Regions from separate parts of the Homo sapiens genome. Here region 2 is linked to region 1. A link is a contact called in ENCODE POLR2A ChIA-PET data. All regions are on one chromosome and are shown on one strand. The core of a region is the stretch at or near the end of the contact, and the rest is flanking DNA. Distances in the headings are between cores, read along the strand shown. Region 1 holds the start of SPOCK2 (SPARC (osteonectin), cwcv and kazal like domains proteoglycan 2). Region 2 holds the start of SFRP5 (secreted frizzled related protein 5).

Evidence for each region. ChIA-PET counts read pairs that join two places held with the same protein, here RNA polymerase II (POLR2A).
Region 2: POLR2A ChIA-PET joins it to region 1 with 12 read pairs in activated T-cell. The contact joins the promoter of SFRP5 here to the promoter of SPOCK2 in region 1. POLR2A ChIA-PET finds 5 or more read pairs at or near these places in 2 of 52 experiments (WTC11 and activated T-cell).

What each region holds. Positions count from the first base shown.
Region 1 is chr10:72,085,590-72,091,870 of GRCh38, reverse strand. It overlaps SPOCK2 (SPARC (osteonectin), cwcv and kazal like domains proteoglycan 2), which reads left to right and starts at 3,320. Exons shown (of 11, transcript NM_001244950.2): 1 at 3,320-3,731. The coding sequence starts at 3,543.
Region 2 is chr10:97,770,029-97,776,074 of GRCh38, reverse strand. It overlaps SFRP5 (secreted frizzled related protein 5), which reads left to right and starts at 4,076. Exons shown (of 3, transcript NM_003015.3): 1 at 4,076-4,770. The coding sequence starts at 4,242. RefSeq lists an enhancer at 949-1,243.

The DNA of each region.
Region 1 (6,281 bases), core at 2,071-4,570:
AGGTATGTTTTATCCTTTAATTAGGTGGTTCCTGGCTAATGGACATTGAATTGGTTTCCAGGATGGGCTATTATGAACAATTCTGGATCTTTGTGTGTTTATCTTTTTGTGCTTGTGGGGTCATCTAGAAATGGAATTAAATGGATTTTAAGATACATTCAGGCCAGGCACGGTGGCTCATGCTGGTAATTCCAGCACTTTGGGAGGCCAATGCGGATGGATCACATGAGATCAGTTTGAGACCAGCCAGACCAACATGGAGAAACCCCATCTCTACTAAAAATACAAAATTAGCCGGGTGTGTTGGTGCGTTCCTGTAATCCCAGCTACTCGGGAGGCTGAGGCAGGAGATTTGCTTTTGAACCTGGGAGGCAGAGGTTGCAGTAAGCTGAGATCGCGCCATTGCACTCCAGCCTGGGCAAGAGCGAAACTCGATGTATTCAATTTGGGTTTCTTATGAGGAAACTAAGGTTTCTCTTCTCCATTTTAGAATTGCTAAATATTAAGTGCAAACAGAAAAATGTGTAAAATATATGTACCACTTAATACATATACCTAGCAGCAGCTCCTCATGTTTGGGGCTATTGTCTTGAAAAGGCTAACCTGCCAGTAATTCTTTCAAACATGAGGAAAACCAAGCTGGGTGTGGTGGCTTATGCTTGTAATCCCAGCACTTTGGGAGGCTGAGGAGGGAGGATCACCTGAAGCCAGGAGTTCAAGACCAGCTTGGCCAACATGGTGAAACCCCATTTCTACTAAAAATACAAAAATTAGCTGAGCATGGGGACGGGCACCTGTAATCCCAGGTACTCGGGAGGCTGAGGCAGGAGAATCCCTTAAACTTGGGAGGCGGAGGTTGCAATGAGCCGAGATCGCACCACTGCTCTCCAGCCTGGGCGACAGAGTGAGACTCCATCTCAAAAAAAAAAAAAAAAAAAATTGAAAAACCTTTTCTTTTTCTTCTTTTCTGTTTTCTTTTGAGAAAGAGTCTCGCTCTGTTTCTCCAGCTGGAGTGCAGTGGCACGATGCTAGCCCAGTGTAGCCTTAATTCCGAGGCTCAAGCAGTCCTCTCACCTCAGCCTCCGAGTAGCTGGGACCACAGGCATGTGCAACGTGGCTCATTTTTTAAATTTTGTATAGAGATAGGGTCTCGCTATGTTGCCCACGATGGTCTGGAACTCCTAGGCTCAAGCCATCCTCCTGCCTCTTGGCCTCCTAAAGTGCTGGGATTACAGGTGTGAGTCAGCACACCTGGCCCTTTTTTTCTTCTTTGTAAACTAAAACTATTGGCCATTTCCTACAAGTTTTACACCAGTCATCTGGAAATTTGGGTTCTTCTTCCTAAATAGCATTACTATTGGCTTCACTAATGGGACTGGAATGTTGTTGATTAGCTTTCGACACAGGACTAGTATTGACCCAGCTTGAAGGTGCTACAGAAGGCAAGTCCCACTGGAGAAGCTACCTGGGACTGTGGGAGCCATTTTGACCCTCAGAGTCTGGAGACAGCTATTGTCATATTGATGGGCATCTTGACAGCACCTTTCCAAACTCTTTATTCAGCAACTTTGGTAACTCTGGAAGCCCCTAAGATAGCACAGGAATGGGAGAGCTGTGGTATCTGGTACCTATCTCCTAAGTGCCTTAGAGATATATAGCTAGCTTTGCTAAAAACGAAAACAGAAACAAAAAAAAAAAAAACAACAAAAAACTAGGATTGTAGGATTGAGATGGTGGAAAAGATGGCAAATTTTGATGAATCTTCAGAACTATGGGACACCGTAGCCTTCTCTTCCCAACCAGAGGAAAGACTAACTTTTTAAAAAAATGCCCATTATGCCCACTTAGTATGTAATTTTGCTTGCACTTTACAGCAGTTTTAATGATGGTATTACCATTAGTTTTAGATAGAAAATAGGTAATTGCTCAAGAATCCAGCCAGTAAGTGGGATTCTGTCCTCTAGTCTCCACGACAGCAAGCCGTGCTCTCTCACTGTACAGCGCCAGGACACACCCAGGAAGAATGCTTTATTACTGTGAGATGAAGACGTCAATGGCCAGGGCCTCACTGCAGCACCACCACTAAATCCAACAGCAAAGGAAACAAGAAAACATGGAAAGGGAGCTATTGTTTTCTGTTTTCCCAACGAGACTCCGGCCTGAGCCACTGAGGCATTCAGAGTTCCCAGATAGGCCAGATTCAGGGTGACAAGGAACCTTGTAAGCTATGTTTTTTCCTACTGATTAAGATTATGTTTTTTAAAGCATTTTAAATTTTTATTTTATTTTTAGATCACAGCAGCTAAGTCTTTTTATAAAAACACAATCTAGGGCTTGGGTCCCAAAAGTTCACTAGGTTTTGTCCCATCAGATGATGTTTCCTCTTTAATGTATTTGTAATGTAAACCTGTCCCCATTTCTGCTGTGCTCTTGGGACTGTGGCCAGCCTCCAGCCTTCCCCGCTGGTATGTCAACATTTAAATCTACAGCCAATAAGGAGGGTCGCAGTTTCAACAAAACCCGAAACACCTCAAACAAAACCAGCACCCCACCCCAGCCCCCCACTCCCCGGCTTCCCCAGTGGCTTATTCAAACTAACTTGAAGTCAAAAAACCATAAGCAAATATGCCTTTTCCAAATTTGCAGCCTCCAAGGCAGATGAAATGGTCAGACATTTGCCTTTTAGGGTTGTCCTGGGAAGAGCTGACAAAACGGGTGACAGCCCCTAAACAGCTGCCTGGGGAGGAGGACATCTGCCTCTGTTTCACCAGCCACTCAGTGCTCAGGCCTTGCCTTGCGCAACGCGGTGCCGCTGGGGAGCAATGGTTCTGAGCAGCCAGTTGTTATACGGCTTTTGTCTTAACGAAGCCACCCATTACGGTAGAGCCATAACTCGCAGGAAGCCAGCTGTCAGGGCTGTGGCGCAGGCCCCTCTGGGTGGGAGGCAAGGGGAGAAAAACAGTGTCTGGCCAAATTCCCTTTCCGACACCTGAGCCTGGCTGGCTTTGTAACCGGAGAGTTTTGTGCCCTCTCCCCCATCCCATCTTCCCCGGGGAGATCCTGGGGCCCTTCTTGCTCTCCATCCTTTGAGGGAGCTCAGGGACATTTCGGGATTCTGGATTTCTTGGTCTGCAACTCCCTGTGTGCCAGGCGGGGCTGGGCCCCGCTGCGGCTGGCTGGCGTTTGGCGCTCTCATCGAGGGAGCGCTTCGCTTTGAAATCTACCCACTCCTTTTTTTTTTTTTTTTTTAAACCAGGTATGATGATGTCAAACGTGATGCTGATGCTACAGTTACAGCCCCTGCTGGCGCAGCCTCTCTGATTCTCTCTCCCTCTCCGCGTCCAGTGCTGGGCTTTTTCAGACAAGTGCATCTCCTAACCAGGTCACATTTCAGCCGCGACCCACTCTCCGCCAGTCACCGGAGGCAGACCGCGGGAGGAGAGCTGAGGACAGCCGCGTGCGCTTCGCCAGCAGCGGGGTGGGAGGAAGGACATTAAAATACTGCAGAAGTCAAGACCCCCCCAGGTCGAACCCAGACCACGATGCGCGCCCCGGGCTGCGGGCGGCTGGTGCTGCCGCTGCTGCTCCTGGCCGCGGCAGCCCTGGCCGAAGGCGACGCCAAGGGGCTCAAGGAGGGCGAGACCCCCGGCAATTTCATGGAGGACGAGCAATGGCTGTCGTCCATCTCGCAGTACAGCGGCAAGATCAAGCACTGGAACCGCTTCCGAGACGTGAGTCCGCAGGGCTGCCAAGGCAGAGACCCGGGGTTGCGGGTTCGGGGATTGAGCTCCGGGGTCTGCGGGAGCGGCCGCCGCACGTCGCAGCCCGAGGCTCCGCAGCCTGGCCGGCTAATTACACGGAAAGTAAACAGTACTGGGGGTCACAGCCCAGCGCCCCTCCCCTGTCCCTGCGGCCCGGGCCGGCGGCCCTGGGACCCCCCAGCCCCGGGACCCCCAGCTCCACACCTGCCCGACGCTCCGGGGTCGCGCGCTCCGGGGTCTCCCCTGCGGGCCGGGAGTGGGAAGGGGTGCGGGGCCGGGGGGACCCGGACCCCGGCTGCCGCTGGACCCCGACCCGGTCCCCAGCTGCGTTGTGCGAGCCGCCCCCGGGCCTGCCCCAGCCGCTGGGATGCTGCAGGCTGCACATACGGGGCACTGCAGCACCGGCAGGTCTGGGTGGGGCCGGCAGTGAGGGTGGCATCGGCTCGCGCGGTGCCCTCTGTTCCCACCGTGGGCTTTGCGGGAGGGGGACAGCATGGGACGGGAGTGTGACCGGGGCTCTGGGTCTGGGGTCCCAGCAGCCTTCTAGGCGAGATGGTGGAAGGCGTGTCCGTACGGGGGTGGGCTGGGGTCCCCGTGCAGAAGGGCGCGCGAGGACCCAGGCTGGTTTTCCCGGACCAACATTTCAGGGGGGAATCCAGCCTGGAGCGAGGGGAGCAGCTCGGAGCCAGAGGAAGGCTCCCGGCCCGGTGGGCTTGAGAAGCCGGGGAGAGTCCAGAAGCTGGGTTTGGGGGCCCCCGGCGGGCGCCGCCCGAACCCCGGCGTAACCTTGGGCCGAACTCCGCGGGGTGGGGGCGGGGGGGTAGCTGCGGCACTTTTGTTTACCGGCACCTGTGGATCAGAGGGGAAGTCGCAGGCGGCGGCCCGGCGGGGCTGGCTCCTTCCTCTCGGCCGGGCCGGGTTGGGGGCTGGGGAAGCAGGGGTGAGGCAGGGCGGGCGGAGGGTGTGGCTGGACCCCGAGATCGTTGGGGGTGCTGTGGGGGATGGGCCCGGATGCGCCAGAGGCGACGCCGGCTGCTCCTGGCGACCTGGTGCTCACCGCGGCCCTGACCCCAGAAAACCTCTTCTAGGACCCTGGCCCTTACTCCTCCTTCCCCAGGTTCCCTCGTCCGACCCACCCAGTACAACGCAGGCCACACCATGACCTCTCCCGTTTTCTCCTTAAACTGCGTGCATCCACAAGTTCCTTGGAAATTTGTTTAAAACACACATGCTTCATAGGCTATCCAGCCAAGTGATGGGAAGAGGCAGAGATTTGGATCTTTTTGTTACCGTCAGACAAGTGACTGTTTCTCCCCAAAGTCAAACTGGCAGGTTGTAATTCACAGAGGACAGCAGGAACCACGGGCAGCCAGGTCTCCAGGCTGAGTGGCCGGGCCCCGCGATGGGCTGCTGATCTCCGCCTTCGCCCCACATGCGACCTGTCCAGCCGCAGGAGCCTGGAGCCCCGCGAGGCCTTCCCGAAGCACCTGCAGGCCCAGCGCAGATGAGCCGCAGTCTCCTGCCGCTTCCTGGGCAGCAGCCCGGCCACAGCAGCGAGGGGGCGGCAGCAGGCCGGCCCATCCGGAATCCATGTGTCACTGGCCTAGGCCTCCCTCCGACTCGCTGGCTGTTTGATCTGCCAAAATGGGACCAGTGAAGGTCAGAGGGAAAAGAAATGCTTAATCAGAACAGGAAAGGTTTAAAATAAAAGATTCCTCCCCACCTCCCTTCTTCCACCTGCTTCCAATAGCCAGCTCCGTGGGTGAGAATAAATGACTTACTGCTTGACCCCATGGCACTGGGCTACCCACCTGTCTCTCTGTATTGGTGCCAACCACTTCCCCCTTCCTCTCATGCTCATCAGAAGAAAGGCACTAGATTTGAAAGTCTTCAGGACTTGCACATGTAAGATTCATGGGAAAGCTTTAGGTGTGTGTTGATTTTGGTAGCCTCAGGCTTTTGTAGGACAGATGTCCTCTAAAACCCCATTTAAGGTAGTCCTGGCTGCAGGAGGACAGGGTCAGGGAGAGAAGTAGGACAAAGAAGGCTGGGCAAGAGGGCCTGGCCCTGGGGATCTGTTGACAGCCTCTGCAGAAAGGCAGGAAGGAGGCTGCTAGCTCAGAGCCACTGCATTGCATAACTCTAGGGGTGCCACAATAGAAATGGTGCCCCCTGAAGTTGTGCAGTGCCCAGACAGTACACAGGGTCCCCACCAGCACTACAAACATATCCCTCTTCTGCCAGAAGAAGCCCTACTTCCTGCCTAAGGGCTGAAGGCACTCTAACTGGGCCCAGTAGCAACGGGCTTTATATTTCCATTAGGCCAGCTCTTTGGAAAATATGCTCCTTGGTTCCTCAAAGGAGAGAGGGGAATTTCGTTTGAACCCCTTAAGGGGTTACAAGGTTGAACTGGGACCTTGTTCATAACCCCAAAATGGTACAGGGCCCCCCTATTTGTCCTAGTAGGGTGGAGGCAAGCAGGACGAGTGGGATACTCTTGGGGAACAGGATTGGGAGGGA
Region 2 (6,046 bases), core at 2,827-5,326, about 26 Mb before region 1:
GCTCTGTCACCCAGGCTGGAGTGCAGTGGCGTGATCTTGGCTCACTGCAACCTCCACTGCCTCCCCTCAACAAACCCCACTCCCCAACCCCCACTCAAGTGTCGATCCTCCCACCTCAGGCTCCTGAATAGCTGGGACCACAGGCACACACCACCATGCCTGGATATTTTTTTGTATTTTTAGTAGAAACAGAGTCTCACCATGTTGCCCAGGCTGGTCTCAAAACTCCTGGGCTCAAGCAACCCACCCACCTCGGTCTCCCAAAGTGCTGGGAATACAGGCATGAGCCACCGCGCCTGGCCTGACATGTGTAGTTTCTTAAATGTAATGCAGAATCTGAAACCATATCAATAAGCTTCTCTTACCCAATTACCTTAAAATCCATTGGACTATCTTGTACCTTGAATGGGCATTTGAATTATGTACAGTTTTGACCCTGTATACCCCTCCGGAAAGAGTCTCGGGGTCCCCCTGGGGAACACTGACCATACTTTGAGAACCATTGAAATAGACAATAAAAGAGTGAAAAAATGTAGAATTTGATAACATAATTAGCAAGTTTGATCTAAGAGGTATTTATATAGAACTTTGCTCACAACAAACTACGAATACACATTTTTTTGAACAAATGGTCCCCTTTATCAGCTGGGGGAAAGGTCTGGACAGGCTGTGGATGCTCCAAGATGGACAGATGCCCGGCACAGTGCCCAGGTGTTCCACCTGCTGCTTAGGCCCTGGTTCGGCCTCAGCAAGAAGGGGCACTACATCAGAGAGCAGCCTTCTCCTGCCCAGGCTGCAGAACCAGGTCAAATGGCCACAGAGAGAGAGCTCCCCTGACAACAGCCCCATGGTGCAGCCCTCACCTCGGCTTGGTTCCTGTCAAGTTTCCCTCCTTGCATTCACCCTGTCCCGTGTCAGGGGCCCCCGGGGGTCCCCACGACAGAGCTGCCAGGTAAAGAGTGTCCATGCTCCTCTTCCAGGAGGCTTTCAGCCAGTCCCCTCTGCCCGTTACAGCCCTCGGAGCTGTCAGGTGTGGACTCACAGCTCTCTGATCATGCGCAGTTCTTACATAACCACCAGTAGAAACAAAGCCCTGCTCTGTCCAGGCCAGGTACTGGGACGCCAAGAACAGCACAGCCGACCAGCTGCCCAAGGAGGCAGCACTTTGCACAACCACCTGGGAGGCTCTAACACACCGTCAGTGCCCAAGGCCATACCTTCCCTGGAGGGCAGGAGCCTGCCAAGCCTGGAGGGGTGGGAGAGTCAGGGTGCAGGGGCAGAACTGCTGTTCAGAGCCCCAAACCAGAGCCAGAACCAAGGCATCCAAGGGCTTTCAGAACACACACCACTTTCTTTCTTTTTTTTTTTTTTTTTTTGAGACGGAGTCTTGCTCTGTCTCCCAGGCTGGAGTGCAGTGGCATGATCTCAGCTCACTGCAACCTCCTCCTCCTGGGTTCAAGCAATTTTCCTGCCTCAGCCTCCTGAGTAGCTGGGATTACAGGCACGCACCACCACGCCCGGCTAAGTTTTGTATTTTTAGTAGAGACAGGATTTCACCATGTTGGCCAGGCTGGTCTCAAACTCCTGACCTCAGGTGATCTGCCCACCTCGGCCTCCCAAAGTGCTGGGATTACAGGCATGAGCCACCATGCCCAGCCACCACTTTCTTTTTTTAAGAGACAGGGTCTTGCTCTGTTGCCCAGGCTGGAGTGCAATGGTGCAATCACAGCTCACTGTAACCTCGAACTCCTGAACTCAAGCAGTTCTCCCACCTCAGCCTCCAGAGTAGCTGGGATTGCAGGCGCATGCCACCATACCCAGTTAACTTTTCTAATTTTTGTAGAGATGGAGTCTTGCTGTGTTGCCCAGGCTGGTCTCAAACTCCAGGGCTCAAGCGATCCTCTCACCTCAGCCTCCCAAAGTGCTGGGATTTACGGGCGAGAACAACTGCACCCAGCCCATACAGCACATTTTTACCTCAAAGTCACACGTCCCTTGGGGATCTAACATTCCTAGGTGTTCATTCTGTGTGTTGGCACTGTGCAGGGGGCTTTCTTTCCATTCACCTTATTTGCTTCTCACAGTAACTGCTGAAGAAATTCCATTTTACAAAGAAGGAAATGAGGTTAAGTACTTGCCCAAGGTCATACAGCTAATATGTGGCCAGGATCTGAACCTGGCTCCATCGTCTGCAGAGCCCAGGCTCTCGCACCATTGCTACACTGCACTGCCTGGCCCTGCAGAGACCAGTCCTTCACCTTCTGAGTGGCCATCTGCATAACCTCTTCATGCTGGGGGCTGGGAGAGGGAGAGGGGAAAAGAAGGCCAAAGTTTACTCTACCTGGACCCCACTAGGTCATCCTGGACATCAAACACGGCTTGTCCCACCCTTGGGGCTCAGTGAGATGAGGCTTCTCCTGCCTCCTCTGCCTGCCTTGTATCTTTTTCTTACAACTAGATCAGAAGGAACAGAGCCATGTCTTTTGCACCTCTGTGTCCCCATGCATACCCTACCCCATGCCTTGCAGATAGTAGGTACTCTATGCATTTTCTGTGAATATTAAGGAGTGGCCCCTCACCCCTCTCCACTACCACTGCAAGGACAGACCCAGAGGAAGACAGGAGCCCTGGAAACATCCATTAGTGGGACTAAGGGGAGGAGCAGAGGGGGAAAGTGCCCAGTACTCCTGCCTTCCAGCAGAGCCAGCCCCCAGCTCCCCACGCCCTCCTAGGAGACACCTCCCCAAGGTACCCTCCCCACCAAAGACTGGGAGGTCAGGTGTCAGGCTAGGCTCTCAGGAAGGAATTCCCCTCCCTTCAAGCCTCCAGTCCAAATTCCTCTCAAGGGAGAGCCAATGAAAGGCAGGACTCAGACAGGAGAGAAAGACACCAAGCATGGGGCTCCTGAAGGTCCCCTCCCCTCTGATGCTTGCCTGGGTGCCCTGCTCAGACACACCATCAATTCCCCCTCTTCCCACTGTGTTCCCTACCATGGGTTGGAAGTTATCTTACCACAGAGTGGTTAAGCCCTGGCCTTTGTAGCCCAACATCTGGATTCAAATCCTAGCTCCTTCACATATGAGCTGTGTGGCCAAGGGCCAGTTACTCCACTTCTCTGAACTCCCTATCCCCTTGGTCATTAGGCCTACAGACTCAGAATCCAGGCCTCCTGGTTGTTTCTGGGCTCTGACTCTCGAAAAAGACTATCTGGGTTCAAATCCCAGCTCTAATCTGTGCTTAACCTCTCTGCCGCAGGATCTTTATCTGTAAGGTGGGGACAATAATAGTACCTACCCACCATCTAGCCTTATTGTGAGAATTAGCTGAGGGAGTTTATGCAATGTGCTCAGATCAGACTTGGCACACAATTAGCACCCACTAAGTATTGGCTATCATTAGCAATAGCTGATAAGCTTGGAACGTACCTTGCACCGCACCTTGCACCGCACCTTGCACCTTGCACCGTCCCTGGCAGGTAGTAAGAGCTCACTAAATAGAAGCTATGATTACCTTCACCCCCACTAGACTATCCTGGCCCTGGAGGTGGGTTCTGGGTCATATCCATCTTTGATTCCCCAGCAGCCAGCATGGGGCCTGGCACCAAGCTCAATGAAGACCTGCCAGGAGGACCAGAAGATCCAGGGTGTGGGGTGGCACGAGCCTCCCACCAGGGAGAAGAGGAACCGAGGTGTCGGGGAAGAGAAAACAGAGCAGAGGGAGAAAAGCCAAGGCAGAGAGATAAGCAAGTGAAGTGAGTGAGAAAAGGAACAGGAGAGGCTGTGGCGGAGAGAGATAAGGAGGAAGGATGGAGAAGGCGAGGGTCGAGGAAAATGCCCAGGGAGGCAGGGAGCCCTGGGGAGAAACGCTGGGCGAGGCCAGGGCTGCGGCAGGGGAGCCGAGCCGGGAGAGGGGCGCAAGACCTGGCGCTGGGCGGGACGCTCGGGCAGGGTGCGGGAGGGGCTGAGGGCCGCCCCCACTGCCTCCCCGCCTTGGAGCTGGGGCCAGGCGGCCGGAGATTGGCTGGGGCGCACGGCGAGGCCCGGGCTGGAGCCCCGAGGTGGGAGGCGCCAGGATCAGTCGGGGCGCCCGCAGCGCAGGCTGCCACCCACCTGGGCGACCTCCGCGGCGGCGGCGGCGGCGGCTGGGTAGAGTCAGGGCCGGGGGCGCACGCCGGAACACCTGGGCCGCCGGGCACCGAGCGTCGGGGGGCTGCGCGGCGCGCACCTGGAGAGGGCGCAGCCATGCGGGCGGCGGCGGCGGGGGGGGGCGTGCGGACGGCCGCGCTGGCGCTGCTGCTGGGGGCGCTGCACTGGGCGCCGGCGCGCTGCGAGGAGTACGACTACTATGGCTGGCAGGCCGAGCCGCTGCACGGCCGCTCCTACTCCAAGCCGCCGCAGTGCCTTGACATCCCTGCCGACCTGCCGCTCTGCCACACGGTGGGCTACAAGCGCATGCGGCTGCCCAACCTGCTGGAGCACGAGAGCCTGGCCGAAGTGAAGCAGCAGGCGAGCAGCTGGCTGCCGCTGCTGGCCAAGCGCTGCCACTCGGATACGCAGGTCTTCCTGTGCTCGCTCTTTGCGCCCGTCTGTCTCGACCGGCCCATCTACCCGTGCCGCTCGCTGTGCGAGGCCGTGCGCGCCGGCTGCGCGCCGCTCATGGAGGCCTACGGCTTCCCCTGGCCTGAGATGCTGCACTGCCACAAGTTCCCCCTGGACAACGACCTCTGCATCGCCGTGCAGTTCGGGCACCTGCCCGCCACCGCGCCTCCAGGTAGCGCCGCCGCCGCCGTCCCCGCGCGCTCCGACGGCCCTGCAGCTCCCCTAGCACAGCTCTGCGAACCCCCCAAGAGGTGCAGCTCCCCCCCTCCGCCCACACACACACACACACGCTGTCCTAGCTCAGCCCAGCGTCCCCGGAATTATCCCCCGCAGCCTTCCCGCCTTCCCACCTCCCCAGGGAGTGGCAGCATAGTGCCTCCCGGCGGCTCCAGACCTTCCCTCTGGCTCTCGTTCCCTGGAAACCCCTGGCACCCCTCTCAGTACCCATCCAACCAAGCTGCTGAGAATCCCCCAATGCCGTCCCCCCAATCCTGGGACGTCCTGATAAATGCCTTATGACCCCTCTCAGCCCAAGAATGCCTGGGGTCGTTAAACAATGCCTTTCACCTGGATCCCGAGGCACCAAAGCAAGCATCATCCCCACTCCGTGTTGGGACCTTGGGAAGAGAGGAGAGGTGAGGGAAGGGATGTGGAGAAAGACTGGGGACTAAGAATGTTCTGGACTATGATCTGCGTCCCCGTTTTCTGTACCTGGAACCCTAAGATCTCCACCCTCTTCCCCAGTTCCCCTGGCTGGGAGTCATTCGGGTAAGGCTCAGTGCGGAAGGAAGAGCAGATTAGGCTCTGCCCCTGAAGAGAAGCCCTTAGGCAAGTTGCTTGACTTCACTGAGCCTCAGTTTCCCCATCCATAAAATAGGAAGCCATCCCAGGCTCATGAAACCTATGAGGTCCTAAGTCCCTCCTCCCACCCACCCCTCAGTCCCCTGAACCCTAATTTCTCCCTGGTCTCAGCCTCCCCTTTTCTGTGCTGGTCCACATAGCTCTTCCAGGCTGGCTCCATGCCCTCTCCCCCTTCCTCCCCGTCTGCTGTCAGACTTGAGTAACCGCTCTGGGCCTCGGTTCCCTTTTCTCCAAAATAGGAGTAAGGGCTGGGCGCAGTGGTTCACACTTGTAATCCCAGCACTTTGGGAGGCCAAGGTGGGTGAATCACTTGAGGTCAGGAGTTCTAGACCAGCCTGGCCAACATGGTGAAACCCCGTCTCTACTGAAAATACAAAAATTAGCCGAGCGTGGTGGCACACGCCTGTAATCTCAGCTACTCGGGAGGCTGAGACAGAAGAATCGCTTAAACCTGGGAGGCAGAGGTTGCAGTAAGCTGAGATTAGAGAGCCACTGCACTCCAGCCTGGGTGACAGAGCGAGACTACATCTCAAAAATAAAATAGGAATAAGAATCCCTATTTCATAGGCTGAGGATGAGAGGAGATA